2 separate regions of the Homo sapiens genome follow, and region 1 is linked to region 2. Evidence: read pairs that join two places in POLR2A ChIA-PET (ENCODE). Cell type or tissue: PC-3. All regions are shown on one strand.

Region 1 (4,000 bases), 94 kb after region 2:
ATGTCTCTGGCTGGGCGAGGTGGCTCATGCCTATAATCCCAGCACTTTGGGAGGCCAAGGCAGGCAGATCACCTGAGGTCAGGAGTTCAAGACCAGCCTGACCAACATGGAGAAACCCTGTCTCTATTAAAAATACAAAATTAGCTGGGTGTGGTGGCATATGCCTGTAATCCCAGCTACTCAGGAGGCTGAGGCAGGAGAATCGCTTGAACCTGGGAGGCGGAGGTTGCGGTGAGCCAAGATCTCACCATTGCACTCCAGCCTAGGCAACGAGCAAAACTCCATCTCAAAAAAAAAAAAAAAAAAAAAAAGATTGCTATGTTAATCTTATTTATTTATTTATTTATTTTGAGACAGAGTCTCACACTATTGCCAGGGCTGGAGTGCAATGGCATAATCTTAGCTCACTGCAACCTCCGCCTCCCGGGTTCAGGTGATTCTCCTGCCTCAGCCTCCTGAGTAGCTGGGATTACAGGCGCCCGCCACCACGCCTGGCTTATTTTTTGTGTTTTTTAGTAGAGACGGGGTTTCACTACGTTGGCCAGGCTGGTCTTGAACTCCTGACCTTGTGATTTGCCCACCTCAGCCTCCCAAAGTGCTGGGATTACAGGCGTGAGCCACCGTGCCTGGCTTATGTTAATCTTATTTTATATAAAAAGAAATAATATTAAACTAGAAGGCAATAAAAATGCCAAATTCAATACACAAATTATTTTGTCAGCATTTCCACAAGAATAAACTATTTTATATGCTAACATATGTTCAATGTTCCTTACAGAATTCTGACATTAAAAATGAAAAATTACCAAAGCTTCAGATGAATCTATAAATGGACAAAAGAAAAAGCTTAAAAGGATAAAGAGCAACACTCCAAGTGCATGTATAAACATAAGGACTCTTGGGACTTAACCTTTTTAAAAATCTTTAGGCCTAGCACAGTATTTGCTATTTAATGTATCAAATGGGTGGTTTTGACTTCATTAATCCATATATAGGACAGATGAAAAAAAGAATTATAGACTTGTAATTACAGTTCTTTAGGAACCATATTTGCTCTCAGCCTTTTAAATACGCTGTCAGGCAATTCCAGTCAGCACTTTTGAAAAAAACCTACCTACCTACCTACCTACCTATCTATCTATCTATCTATCTAGAGACTGAGTTATAAGACTAGCTAGTTTTTGTATTTTTTGCAGAGACAGGATTTCATCATGTTTTCTAGGCTGTTCTTGAACTCCCAGGCTCAAGCCATCCACCCGCCTCAGCCTCCCAAAGCGCTGGGATTACAGGCGTGAGTCACCATGCCCAACCAATTCCAGTCAGCTCTTAAAATGAAAGCCTAGAAATGGTAGGGTTAAAGAGGGGACAGAATGTTGATTTTAAAATACCTAGAATTTGGCCAGGTGCAGTGGCTGTAACCCAGCACTTTGGGAGGCCAAGGTGGCCGGATTGCCTTGGCCTGCCTCAGCCTCCCAAAGTGCTGGGATTACAGGTGTGAGCTCAGGAGTTCGAGACCAGCCTGGGCAACACGGTGAAACCCCTTCTCTAGTAAAATACAAAAAATTAGCTGCATGTGGCGGCGTGCACCTGTGGTCCCAGTTACTTGGGAGGCTGAGGCAGGAGAATTGCTTGAACCTGGGAGGCAGAGGTTGCAGTGAGCTGAGATTGCGCCACTGCACTCCAGCCTGGGCAACAGAGTGAGACTCTGTCTCCAAAAAAAAAAAACCCCAAGAATTTGATTAATTCTGTTGGAATTTTAAGAGTTAACTGATCCCCAAAATGACTCAGCTGTATGCAATTTAATGCAATATTAATTCGCATGTTGACTCTCAGAATTGCATACAGCTGAGTCATTTTATTGAGTAGGATTGATAAGTATACTATGTTATGCCAACAGTAACTGTGATGCTTCTAAAATTGTGATTTTTAAATTGGCATTGTCACAGAAACAGCAGAGTAGTTGTTTTTTTCTTTAAGCTTCTTTTAGCCAGAAACATAAACTGAAACTGTAATTATTACTGCAATCGTATGTTGAATAGACTTGTGAAACTAGCAATTTATTAGGCTTTTAATGATATCTGGACCAAAGGCTGAGGGAGCTGTGCTGTGTGTATGTTGCTTTGTGCTTTGTTTTTTAGAAGCTTGTCGTTTCTTTGCCATTTTACTTCTTTCTTTTTTTTTGAGACGGAGTCTTGCTCTGTCCCCCAGGCTGGAGTGCAGTGGCGCAGTTTCCGCTCACTGCAAGCTCCGCCTCCTGGGTTCACTCCATTCTCCTGCTTCAGCCTCCCAAGTAGCTGGGACTACAGGCGCCCACCACCACGCCCGGCTAATTTTCTGTATTTTTTAGTAGAGATGGGGTTTCACCATGTTACCCAGGATGGTCTTGATCTTCTGACCTTGTGATCCGCCCGCCTCGGCCTCCCAAAGTGCTGGGATTACAGGCTTGAGCCACCACGCCTGGCCCATTACCCATTACTTGTTTCTTAATGTTACATTCTCTTTCCCTCTTTTTTTTTTTTTGTTTTTTGAGATGGAGTTTCGCTCTTGTTGCCCAGGCTGGAGTGCAACGGTGCCATTTTGGCCCACTGCAACCTCTGCCTCCCAGGTTCAAATGATTCTCCAGCCTCAGCCTCCCAAGTAGCTAGGATTACAGGCACCTGCCACCACGCCCAGCTAATTTTTGTATTTTTAGTAGAGATGGGGCTTTGCCATGTTGGCCAGGCTGGTCTTGAACTGCTGACCTCAGGTGATCTGTCTGCCTCAGCCTCCCAAAGTGCTGGGATTACAGGTGTGAGCCACTGCACCCAGTCCTTAATGCTACTTTATAGGTGAAAATTGTGAAATAACTTAAATTTCATTTTAATTAAAGTTAATTTTTGGGAAATTAACGAAAGGTTGACATTTTATTCTTTTGAATATTGCAGTTGTTATTTGGGTTTAAATTGGGGGGCTTAGGAAGGAAAGAAGCCTGATGGTTGTTTCTGAATTTTCTGAAAATTATGTTTGATATGCTGTATATGAAATCCAGCTTGGAGAGAATATGTCCATTGTTAAGGAAAAATTAATGAAGATTTGATCTAGATAAGGCATTCCAATCATTTGGAAGTGGTTTGAGTATCTTTTTTTCTTTTTTTAATTTGAGACAGAGTCTTGCTCTGTGGAGTGTAGTGGTGCAATCTTGGCTCACTGCATCCTCCACCTCCCGGGTTCAATCAAGCAATTCTCCTGCTTCAGCCTCCCGAGTAGCTGGGATTACAGGTATGGGCTACCATCCCCAGCTAATTTTTTTTTTTGGATGGAATCTTGCTCCCGTCGGGCAGGCTGGAGTGCAGTGGTGTGATCTCAGCTCACTGCAACCTCCACCTCCCAGTTTCAAGCGATTAAGTGATTCTCCTTCCTCAGCCTCCCGAGTAGCTGGGATTACAGGCGTGTGCCACCACGTCGCCACCACGTCTGGCTAATTTTTGTATTTTTAGTAGAGACAGGGTTTCGCCATGTTGGCCAGGCTGGTCATGAACTCCTGACCTCAGGTGATCCACCTGCTTGGCCTCCCAAAGTGCTAGGATTACAGGTGTGAGCCACTGTGCCTGGCTTAAGTTTTGTATTTTTAGTAGAGACGGTGTTCCATCATGTTGGTCAGGCTGGTGTCAAACTCCTGACCATGCGATCCGCCTGCCTCGGCCTCCCAAAGTGCTGAGATTACAGGCGAGAGCCACCGTGCCCGGCCTGTTTGAGTATCTTTTAAAACCAGTAAGGACAAACTAGAGGTGTCAGCTCTCTTCATGGGCTTTGGAGAAACAAGACAAAAAGGAAAGAGATGTTTCGCCGGGCGCGGTGGCTCACTCCTGTAATCCCAGCACTTTGGGAGGCTGAGGACAGCGGATCACCCGAGGTCAGGAGTCAAGACCAGAGCCATTGCACTCCAGCCTGGGCAACAAGAGCACAACTTTATCTCAAAAAAAAAAAAACCAAAAAAGAAACAGGAAAGAGATGTTTTGAT
Region 2 (4,000 bases):
AAGTGAGTTTTTCTTACTGTCTTCTGTTCCTGGGTGGGATGGCAGAACAGGTTGAGCCAGATAACCAGTCCGGGTGATGTCAGCTGATCCATCAAGTGCAGGGTCTACAAAATATCTCAAGCACTGATCTTAGGTTTTACAATAGTGATGTTATCCCCAGGAGCAATTTGAGGAGGTTCAGACTCTTGGAGCCAGAGGCTGCATTACCACTAACCCGTAATTTCTAATCTTGTAGCTAATGTGTTAGCCCTGCAAAGGCAGACTGGTCCCCAGGCAAGAAGGGGGCCTTGGAAAAGGGCTGTTATCAATTTTGTTTCGGAGTCAAACCATGAACAGAATTCCTTCCCAAAGTTAGTTCGGCCTATGCCCAGGAATGTACAAGGACAGCTTAAAGGTTAGAAGCAAGATGGAGTTGGTTAGGTCTGATCTCTTTCACTGTCATAATTTCTTCAGTTATAATTTTTGCAAAAACAGTGTGTGGCACATATGGGCACTCAAGAATGCCAGCAGTGATTATTGGCCTGGCGCATTGGCTCACGCCTGTAATCCCCCAGCACTTTGGAGAGCCGAGGCGGGTGGATCACGAGGACAGGAGTTTGAGACCAATTTGGCCAACGTAATGAAATCCTGTCTCTACGAAAACCACAAAAAATTGGCCGGTGTGGTGGTTCATGCCTGTAATCCCAGCATTTTGGGAGGCCAAGGCGAGGGGATCACTTGAGGTCAGGAATTCGAGAGCAGCCTGGCCAACATGGCAAAACCCCGTTTCTACTAAAAATACAAAAATTAGCTGGGCATGGTGGCACATGCCTGTAGTCCCAGCTACTCGGGAGGCTGAGGCAGGAGAATGGATCACTTGAACCCAGGAGGCTGAGGTTGCAGTGAGCTGAGATCACACCATACACTCTAGCCTGGGCAACAAAGCGAGACTGTCTCAAAAAGGAAAAAAAAAAAATCTGCCATTGACTTGCAAATGAGGAATTGCTTCCAGGTTCTCAGCGACCATTTGCTACAGATATGCCAGGTAGTAAACTGGGAAGCCAAGAACCTGAGAGAAGCACCTGCTTGTCAGAGGGCAGGTTTTTGTTTGTTTGTTTGAAGAGAAACTTTTCCTAGTTTACTATTCCTTTTCAGAACACAGCCTCACAATACCTTCCACGTGTGTCAGATCTGTGTGCTCTTGGCTATTTGCTAAGAGGACATTACAGCATTGGTCCCTCTTGTGATTACAGGGGTACAGGGAGCTGAAATGTGGATCCCCTGAAAACTTTCATTACAATAAGAGAGAACTCAGGTGTGGTGGCTCACGCTTGTAATCCCTGCAATTCTGGAGGCTGAGGCAGGCAGATCACTTGAGTCCAGGAGTCTGAGACCAGACTGAGCAACAAGGTGAAACCCCATCTCTACAAAAAACACAAAAATTAGCTGGACGTGTTGGCACATGCCTGTAGTCCCAGCTACTTGGGAGGCTGAGGCAGGAGGATTGCTTGAGCCCAGAAGGTCGAGGCTGCAGTGAGCCATGATTGTACTACTGCACTCCAGCGTGGGCAACAGAGTGAGACCCTGTCTCAAAAAAAAAAAAAAAAAAAAGCTCACAGCTGGTTCCCTGAACTGGGGAGAATCCCATTCAGGTTAAGAAGACAAGATACATAGTCCTGGACTTCTAGAACAAACTGAAAATGCCAACTAGTTCCCAACTCCACACTCCTGGGAGTCGGCGACAGGTGCCCCCTACTAAAGGCAACATACTTTTGCTTTGGGCTATAGCTTTGGGGTCTCTGCTTAATTGGAAGCTGGAAGTTTGTAAGCAAAGGAGTTTCCATATTTCTTTATACTTTGAACAATATAATGGACATCTTAAATTTTTTTTGTTAGACTCTCTATTATTTTAGTCCCCAAGTGCCTTAAAAAGTATCCAGAGAGTCTTGCCTTTCAGAGTTGCCTTAATCCAGGTCTGGCTCCCCTTATCTGGGGTTCCCTCGGTTCTGCCCTCTGCTTTATGTTGTCCACATCCTCACTCTGGTGGCCAGATGGCTCAGTCAGGCCAACAAGGTCTCCAGGAAGAACAGGAAACAAGTCTACACCAACATTACTGGTGAGAGTCCCAAGAATCTCCCCGATTGGACAGCTCAGGTACCAGGTGCCCCTCTGAAGACTGTGACTGTGCTCAGGAGAATGGACTGTGCCAACCAGGGACCACCCCAGGAGCTGAGGGTAGGGTCCCCTTCCCCTGCAGATGTGGACATAGAAGATGGATAGGCTACCAACAATATCCATGGCACAATAGTTCCTGGCCTGCTCACACCTGTAATCCCAGCACTTTGGGAGGCCAAGGCGGGTGGATCACGTGAGGTTAGGAGTTTGAGACTAGCCTGGCCAACATGGCAAAACCCTGCCTCTACTAAAACTACAAAAATTAGCCGGGTGTGATGGCGGGCGCCTGTAATCCCAGCTCCTGAGGATGCTGAGGTATGAGAATCACTTGAACCCAGGAGGCAGAGGTTGCAGTGAGCCAAGATCGTGCCACTGCACTCCAGCCTGGGCGACAAGAGCAAGACTCTGTCTCAAAAAAAAAAAAAAAAAAAAAGATTTGGAATATTCAATAGGATGGTCAGAGAAGGGTGCATTGATGAGGTGACATTTGAGCAAAGGCCTGAAAGAGAAGAGTAATCAAGCCCCTGCAGATTGCAGGGAGAAGGGCTTTCTAAGCAGAGGGAGAGCAAGTGCAAAGACCCTGGAGTGGGGGCCGGTCCAGGGTGATGAAGGAACAGCCAGGAGGGTTGAGTAGCCACAGAAGAGTCAAAGTATTTGGTGTTCAGGGCTGTGCTTGGCACTCAGAGCAACTAGAGAGAAGGGACAGTGCCATCCTTGGTCTCAAAGAGGCAATGAGCCTCTAAAGTGCACACAGCAAATGCTAAAAAAAATAGCACATCTAGAAAAAGATGGAGCCTTCCTCATGCTGTATGAGTGCAGGAAGGAAAGCTCAGGGACTGGAGCAGCCAGAGAGGGCTTCAAGGAGAAGATGGACATCACCTGGAGAGGCATAGGACAGGCAGGGAGAAAGTGTGGACACAGCGGGTGCCTTTGAGGCGTTCTGTTTAAATATCAGCCTCATTCACTGTGCACTGAGCAACTGGGAATTATTACAGCTTGAGATTTTTAAAGACAAATCAGCTAAGGTCCATAACATGCTGGTACTTCCTCTCAGGAAGAGAAATTCTCAATCAAGACTTGTGTCTTCTTCTCATTAAAAAGCTCTTATTGTGGCTGGGTGAGGTGGCTCACGCCTGTGATCCTATCACTTTGGGAGGCCGAGGCAGGTAGATCACTTGAGATCAGGAGTTCAAGACCAGCCTGGCCAATATGGTGAAACCCCATCTACTAAAAATATAAAAATTAGCCGGGCGTGCTGGCCCATGCCTGTAACCCCAACTACTCAGGATGCTGAGGCAGAAGAATCGCTTGAACCCAGGAGGCGGAGGCTGCAGTGAGCTGAGATCGTGCGATTGCACTCCAGCCTGGGTGACAAAGCAAGACTCTGACTCCAAAAAAGAAAAAAAAAAGTCCTATTGTACAGTAAGAACCTCTTCTATTTTCTCTTTTTGTTTTTTCTGGGCGACAATGTCTTGCTCTGTCACCCAGGCTAGAGTGCAGTGGCACAATCATTGCTCACTGTAGCCTGTGGGCTCCAGTGATCCTCCTATCTCAGTCTCCTGAGTAGCTGGGACTATGGACACACACCACCACGTTGAGCTAATTTTTAAATTTTTTGTAGAGATGTGGTCTCACTAGGTTGCCTAGGCTGTTCTTGAACTCCTGGGCTCAAGCAATCCTCCCACCTTGAACTCCCAGAGTGCTGGGATTACAGGTGTGAGCCACCATGCCAGGCTGGAACCTCTTCAAGATATCAACATTGAAGCAGCATGTGGGAAGCTGTAGTGGGCAGAAAAAGGCTTAGCTGTAGCGGGCAGAGAAGATTGGATGGCCCAAGACCAGTCTC

The links. Peaks named below come from ENCODE experiments on the same cell type or tissue, not always from the same donor. Only the 100,000 strongest peaks of a DNase experiment are listed, where the experiment ranks them.
Region 1: POLR2A ChIA-PET joins it to region 2 with 24 read pairs; 2 of 35 experiments call an interaction of 5 or more read pairs at or near these places.

The regions. Positions count from the first base shown.
Region 1 is chr2:47,420,938-47,424,937 of GRCh38, forward strand. The region is part of intron 6 of MSH2 (mutS homolog 2); the gene reads left to right. Among named protein-coding and RNA genes, the nearest start is that of MSH2, 20 kb to the left of the region's middle. In PC-3, no CTCF peak of the experiment used is centred here; DNase peaks (open chromatin) are centred at 1,304 and 1,834; H3K4me3 peaks cover 1,006 bases; H3K27ac peaks cover 1,847 bases.
Region 2 is chr2:47,326,945-47,330,944 of GRCh38, forward strand. All of the region lies in intron 3 of EPCAM-DT (EPCAM divergent transcript), which reads right to left. Among named protein-coding and RNA genes, the nearest start is that of BCYRN1, 6.4 kb to the right of the region's middle. In PC-3, no CTCF peak of the experiment used is centred here; no DNase peak of the experiment used is centred here.